Regions from separate parts of the Homo sapiens genome. Here region 1 is linked to region 2. A link is a contact called in ENCODE Hi-C or POLR2A ChIA-PET data. All regions are on one chromosome and are shown on one strand. Each heading gives the region's core, a stretch centred on a gene start or an enhancer-like site at or near the end of the contact. The rest is flanking DNA. Distances are from core to core; before and after follow the strand shown. Region 1 overlaps LDLRAD3 (low density lipoprotein receptor class A domain containing 3). Region 2 overlaps LDLRAD3 (low density lipoprotein receptor class A domain containing 3).

The links. Hi-C counts contacts between places; a loop is a spot of excess contacts on that map. ChIA-PET counts read pairs that join two places held with the same protein, here RNA polymerase II (POLR2A). Pooled maps may share reads with other maps.
Region 1: a loop to region 2 is called in a pooled map, with 2.8 times the contacts of the local background. The contact joins two enhancer-like sites. A Hi-C loop is called at or near these places in 1 of 168 maps with a recorded cell type or tissue (endothelial cell of umbilical vein) and 6 of 50 pooled maps. POLR2A ChIA-PET finds 5 or more read pairs at or near these places in 6 of 52 experiments (A673, CD4-positive, alpha-beta T cell, GM12878 and 3 more).

Annotation. Positions count from the first base shown.
Region 1 is chr11:36,130,117-36,133,585 of GRCh38, forward strand. The region is part of intron 4 of LDLRAD3 (low density lipoprotein receptor class A domain containing 3); the gene reads left to right. Among named protein-coding and RNA genes, the nearest start is that of MIR3973, 120 kb to the left of the region's middle. Within about 2 kb of position 1,820, at least 5 of the 41 ENCODE cell types and tissues checked have a DNase peak (open chromatin) inside an H3K27ac peak, as active enhancers do.
Region 2 is chr11:36,071,414-36,074,949 of GRCh38, forward strand. The region is part of intron 2 of LDLRAD3 (low density lipoprotein receptor class A domain containing 3); the gene reads left to right. The region is part of intron 1 of LOC101928510 (a long non-coding RNA gene); the gene reads right to left. Among named protein-coding and RNA genes, the nearest start is that of MIR3973, 63 kb to the left of the region's middle. Within about 2 kb of position 2,004, at least 9 of the 41 ENCODE cell types and tissues checked have a DNase peak (open chromatin) inside an H3K27ac peak, as active enhancers do.

The DNA of each region.
Region 1 (3,469 bases), core at 570-3,069, 59 kb after region 2:
GAAGAGTTGAGAGACAGGCATTGAACAGGCAATTTCAAGTGTGATGATTCGTGTAAGGAAAAGTGTAGGACACGATAGTAGCACGGTGGGCTTCCCTGAGGAAGGGGCATTTGGCTGAGACCTGAAGGGTGATAAGACCCTGAAGAGAAGAGTCTTCCCGGTGGAGGGAGCAGCATTTGTGAGGGCATAAGGTAAAGAGAATGGGGCTGACGGGATAGAACTCACAAATGAAGTGTGCAGAGGCTTGTCTGGATGTGTCCACGGGGGCTGGAAGGGGCTGGATTTTAGAAAAAGTATTAAGATCCCAGCCTTGATCCTCAGGACAGCGTGAGGCCATCAAAAGGTTCGGAAGGAAGTTTGGAGGGCAGAAGGCTGGAGGGAATGCTTCCTTGCCCAGATGAAGCCTGAATGACTCGCAGGGCTGGGGCAAGCTGCCGCCAGTTTTATCCACAAAGCAGCAACCACTTCTGCTAAGATAGTGATGACTCCGAGCCCCTCCAGCTCCCCTGTTCTCCTCAACCCTGGTCTGAGCGCCTGCTTTGTGCGAGTCATTCAGGCTTCATCAAGGCACTATGTTAATGTTAGGTCCTTCTTACAGATCAGCCCACGTAGTCCTCACAGCAGCTGGTTGAGGAGCTATTATCATCATCCCCACTTGGCAGTGGTAGGTAGAGGCTGAGGCTGAGAGAGTTGCCCAGGTTCACTCTACTGGAAGGAGCCAGCTCTGGAATCTGGAATTCAGCCCCAGGCCTCTCTCAGTCCAAGTCCAGTGCGCACTATCTCTTTCATGGACTGCCTCCCATTCTCAGGATCCTAATGTCTTTATCTAACCCTGCTGGTGGCCAGAAGCCTCTACCTGGTACCCGTCACAACCCAGGTGAGACCAGGCATCTCAGGATGCCTCACCTGACTTCCAGCTGGAATCCAACCTGAGCTGTGCAGTTGGCTCAAAGGGTGGCCAACCAGAGGAGCAGATTTATCCACATTGGCATCAGAAAAACCACTCTAGGCCGGGCACAGTGGCTCATGCCTGTAAGGCTCATGCCTTGAGAGGCTTTCCCTGTTCTCCCAGCTCTCACCCCACCACCAGTAATCTGTGCTTAAACGAGCTGTCTTGCCTTTCCACGCAAATGAATTGGAGATGGTGAGGCTCCAGGCAGCAGCAGACGCATCTCAAAGCTGGTTTGGGGCATAAGAGCTTTCTCTCTATGAGAATAACCTGCTTCGGAGCCTTCTCAAGGATAGGGAGGTTGGTATTTATATAAAGTGAGGTTTTCGAAATGAACAGAGGTATGAGCTGCCTGGCAGTGTCCTGGAACGAGCCAGTTTGTAAAATAACTACTTTTTTGTTGCTTTGGGGCTAGAATACATTATACCAGAGTAAGAGATGGTAACTGACTACATTATTGTATTTATTTCTTAGGAATGAAAACACTATACTATTCCTATTATTGGGGATGCTTTGCCTTTTAAAAAAATTATGGTGAAATATACATAACAGAAAACCTACTGTCTTAGCCATTTTTAAGTGTATGGCTCAGTAGCATTAAGTACTGAATTATTGTGATGATTTGCCTTTTGAAATCCAGAAAAGAATACCTGGGTGTATTTTGTCCAAGCATGTAATATTGCTTCCTTGACTCCTATTTATAGTTTCTAACATTTGCATGGTTTATTCCAGTTTGTATAGTCTATATCACACATCTTGCCTCATTGAACCCACCTGGGGCCTGGGGTGGGCTGGGCAAAGGACCAGAGGAGCTTAGGTGCTGGGTGGTCTTTGTTTCGAGCATGTTCTAGTGCCATCTAGCGTCTGTGGGACCTTGTGCTGGCCAGGCTAAGGCTGTTGGATTTCCCCTGCTTGGGGCGATGGCTCTGTAAAACCCAAATAGCTTTAAAAGAGCACCAAGGAGATGTTTGTCTTTTTAAATCAGCTGGGATTTTTTTTTTTTTCCAGCTCTGATCCCTTGGAAACTTACAACTAAAATTCATTTCATTAGCAGTCAGAACAGTGTGTCCCTTTGAAGTTCAGACAGGGTGAGATTAATATGAACACGATATTAAGCTATTAAGCATCAGTTTGCCAAACCTATTTATAAAGGAGAGCGGAAGACGGAAAATAAAGGAGGCTGCATTAAGAGGCTCCTTTGCCAAGTCCACTGTCTCTTGTTGGAAAATGTGTCTCAATAACCCGTTTTTGTGTGAGAGAAGAGAAAAAGAAAACGTGTGACTGTGTGTGTGTGTACACATGCTTCAATGATGTGTGATTATCTAATAAGAGCAATAATGCAGCGTGGCTAAACTTACACAGTGTTGACTGTGTGCCCAACACTGTTCTTAGTGCTTTATATTTAAAATTTGTTAAATCACACAACAACCCAGAAGGAGTAGGTGTCATTATTTCCCCGTTTTATAGATGAGAAAACTGGGGCACACAAAGGTTGGGTGGTTTGTCGAAGGTCACAAAGCCACAGTAAATATTTTGTGATAGAGAAATTGTTCAGGACTCAGAAGCACATGGATTTTTAATTCGGGTTTCAGGTGATGTTGCGTTTTTTCTTCCTATCCATACATCACTTTTGAGCGCCTTACAGTCCCGATAGGAGAGGACCTTACATAGTGCTTGTCAAGTGAATGCAGCGGTTTAAGCCCATGTGGGGTTTTTGGCTTGTTTTAACGCACTCATAAGTAACGTACTCATGCGGGGCCGTGTATACAGAGGGAAGAGCACCACGTTAGTCAGCAGGTTTGAGTTTGGTCCTCAGCTCTGTGGCTTCCCAGCCACGTGACCCTGGGCAAGTGACTTCCTCTCCCCAGCCTCAGTTCCCCCCTTTTGGGGATAATAGAATGAGTTTTATAGTGTTTTGGGGTTTTTATTTTGAGAGGATAAATGAGATACTGATTAAAACAGCCTCTTGTCTAGTGTTTGGCCCATGGTATGTGCTCATTAAATTTTACCTTTGTTTACCTTTTATCTGGAAACTTAAACTTACTTAGCTCTCCTTTTGCATTTTCTGGCATCTCCTGCAGTGATGATTCATCTTCCTTATGGCCTAAGAAGGCCAAGTCCATTTGTCCATTTTCTTTTTTCTTTTTTTTAGTTGAGATGGGGCCTTGCTATGTTGTCCAGGTTGGTCTCGAACTCCTGGGCTCAAGCAGTCCTCCTGTCTCAGCCTCCCAGAATGCTGGGATTACAGGTGTCAGCCATCATGCCCAGCCTGAGTCCATTTTCTTTTCCTTTCTTTTCTTTTCTTTTCTTTTCTTTTCTTTTCTTTTCTTTTGGAAAAAACTGAGACAAGGTCTTGCTCTGTTTTCCAGGTTGGTCTCAAACTCCTGGGCTGAAGCAGTCCTCCTGCCTCAGCCTCCCAAAGTGCTAGGATTACAGGCATGAGCCACCATGCCCAGCCCAAGTCCGTTTTCTTTTTCTTTTCTTTTTTTTTTTTTTTTTTGAGACGGAGTCTTGCTCTGT
Region 2 (3,536 bases), core at 754-3,253:
ATAATATACAAGTGGGAAAAATAATATATGTATCTGGCTGTGCATTGTTTATTGAAAACACCCCAAATGTCCATCAGTAACGGGATTTATGGATACATAGACACAGTAAAGTTACCCTTAGCCATTAAAAATGATGATGTGTACCAGTAGTTATTGACAAGAAAAGATGTCACAACATATTATGTAGCAAAAACAGGTTTCAGGATAGCATATATTTTAAGGGTGCATTTAAGTAAAATTGCATGCTCGGATTTCTGCCTATTAATTCAGTCAGTAATTATTGAGTAGTCTGTGTGCCTGGCACTTCTCTGGGCATTGGAGATACACAGTGAACAAGACAGTGGCCCTTTGCTATTGGAAGTGTGGTACCTGGAGCCAGCAGCATCGCCTGGGAGCTTGTTAGGAATGCAGGATCCCAGGCTCCACCCCAGACCCACTGCATTTTAACAAGGTCCTGGGGCAATCCATTTGCACACACTAGTTTTTGAGACCATGCTGTAAGAGCATGTTTACCAAAATGTCCACAGAATACTTCCCCACGTGGTGGCAATTTGTTATAAATTTTACATCTGTCTTTGTATGTTCCTCCATGGTTTGACTTTTTCACAGTGAGCTATGTCTTGTGTTTATAAAAGCAAGGGTGGTGATATTGTGGAACAGCTCCTCATTCGTTGGGCTCTCTCAGCCACATACTGGCAGGATCCTGGGGCAGGAGTGGGAGGTGAGCAGGGGTTGAAGGTGAGTAGCTGTTGCTCATTTGGCCAACCACAGAGGTCTAGAAGAGAGATCCTGGAGACCCACAGCTACAGCAGGAGCTGTTTCCATAGCCTGAGAGATGCAGCAGGTCTGATTAGCTGACTTCATGGCTGTTCTGGTGGAACAGAGAGGCTTCCACATTGCAGCCTCTGTCCAGCTCTTTTGTATGATTGCTGCCTGGGAAGAGTCTGGGGAGGTGGCCAGAGACAGCAAGCCCATGCTGAAGTTTCCATCATCCTCCAGGACCTTGAGCAGCCCTGAGCCCTTCCCAGACAGATTGGGAGCTACAGGCATGATGTCTGGGGAAGAGCCTTCTATACAAGGCCTGGACAGTTCTGCTCCTGTGGGAGAAGGGCTTTTTCTTGGGAGTCTCTCCTGTACCTGTCCCAGATGAGGGGTTTGATCAGGTATGGCTCTAGGGTACCCTGCCTAAAGTGTAGTGTAGTTAAAAGAAGCTGGACTCTAGAGCAGAAGAACTGGACTATAGACCAGTCTGACCCTAAATAGCTATGTGACTTTGGGCAAGTCCAGTTGCCTCTTTGGGCCTCAGTTTTGTCATCTGTGGAACGTGAGAATTAGTTACTGAGTGCACCTATGTGGACTGCCTGTGTGCCCCAGCTGTTACACGAGTCTTTGTCCTTAGGATATCACAACCTGGAGACACTGGAATGCCTCCTGGCCCCCTCTAGTTCTCACGTGGACCCCAAATATGGGTCCCAGGACTGTCTCTGATTTATGACCTGGTTGTCACTGGCTTCTGGTGAAATGGGAAAAATAAGGACATCTAGTGAACATGTAGCTATAAAGTTTCTACCCTTTCAGGGTGGAGAGTTCTTTACTCTGAGACTTTGCCTTCCTGTATTTCGGATGCTAAGGCAGCTGTTTATTTAGGGTATTAGTAAGTAGAGCTCATTGCTGGTGTTTTTGTAAGTCTTTGTGTAAAATAAAAAGTTGGCAATTGTATTAGTCTTTCCTCCACTCTCATCTACTTTTTTTATTTTTTATTTTGCTGATCTGTGAATTCCAGGACTGTGGGAAGTAGGCTCTAAAAAGTGGGGACATGACTTAGATCAGGAAATAAACCCAACTCACAGGAGACCCTTGGTCCCCATCTTCCTGCTAATGAAAGCTGCCGCTTTGAAAAGTTTGTGGACCAGATCCTTGAGAAGTGGTGAATTCAAGTATTCAATGGAGTAGAGTCACCCTGTCTGCCTTTGTCAGGGCTGCTTTAAAGACAGGCAGGGTCAGTCTTTCACCTTCTGTCGGGCGCTGCTGAGTTCTACGAGGAAATCTCCCCTTTGTGGAAATAGGGGGTGAGAGAGGGACAGTCGGGGCCTTGCCCAGGACCCCCCTTCCCCACAGCCCTGTAGCAAGTCATGCAGGCAGGGAGCAGCTGACAGCTGTTGTCTGGGATAGGCTTCTCTCTGCCCCTGCCAGGCACTCGGCTGGTTGCCTGTGATCTGCTTTGCAGGCATGTGATGATGCAAATGTAAATCATAACAGGACAGGCTTCCCTGACATAAACAGCAACTGAGCATGCTGACCAGGCAGGAAGTCTCATTAGTAATTCCTGAAAAGGGTGCAAGGGCAGGGCCAAAGAGCTGGTTAATTGAATGATGGCTAATTCGTTTATAATTATTCATATTTTCACTCTTTTCTCTTTCTCCCATAAAACCTAGTCCTCTGGAGCTGGGCTGGTCCTTAGAGAAATCTAAGGAGGCGGCAGAGCAGCTGTGCCATGGGAAAGATTTGAACCTTGACTTTGTTTATTAGCAGTGTCAAGTTACTTCACTTCTGGACCTCAGTTTTCTTATCTGTAAAATGTTTTTTTTGTGTGTGTGAGAACTTAAAGAAAAAGATATCTGTGAAACAGAGCGCAATGCTTAGCTCATATTAAGCATTCAGAAAATGCTAGCCATGTTCTCCGGCCTCACTCTTTCCTTTTATAGGTTCATTTGGACATTATGCAAATATTTATGAGGCACATGGTGTAGGCACTGTATGGTGCAGCTCCTTTAAAAATGGTAAATGAAAGTATGCAAATGAGCGTACGTTCTTGGAGGCTGGAAGGCAGAGGCGTTAGCCAAACAGCTTAATACAAAACTGGGGAGACCAAGTAGTGATGTGTCCTGTGAAGGGAAAGAAAAGAAGGCTGAGGGTTAGAGCGACTAAGGGTGGGAGTGTAGGTTCTACTGCAGATAGTGCAATGATTCAAGAGACTGAGTAAGATGGAGGAGTGAGCCATGCTGAGCCCTGGGAAAAAGACATTCCAGGCAGTGGGAACAGAGAGTGCAAAGGCCCTGAGGTGGGAATATGCTGGCTGGGCTTGAGAAGGAACAAGGAAGCCTGTGTAGTTAAGATTTCCAAGATGGGAAGATCTTCATGGCCTTCATGAGAAAGCCTGGAATTGGAGAGCAGCATGATGACTCTAGGTTTTATTCTAACGTAATGGGAAGGCAGTGACGTTCTTACTAGAGGAGTGATGTGCTGAGGCTTGAGGAAACACTCTCAGCGTAGATGGCAAAGCCTATAAGCATTCTTCCCTCATCCCTCAAAAGGTGATCAGAACCAGACTGGCTGATCAAGGACCGTGTGTCAGAAGCTTGAACCTGTCTGGAAGGACACGATGGCTGGAGAGCTGGCAGAGGGGCAAACCTGACCCTGGAAAATGGAACTCCTCTGCTTTTCTGTTACTGTAGACTTTCCCAGCAGAAGCTAAAATGCCCATCTGTGCAGAAAAAGCATTAACGCAGCAGGCCTGACTGCTGCCCTTTGAAAAG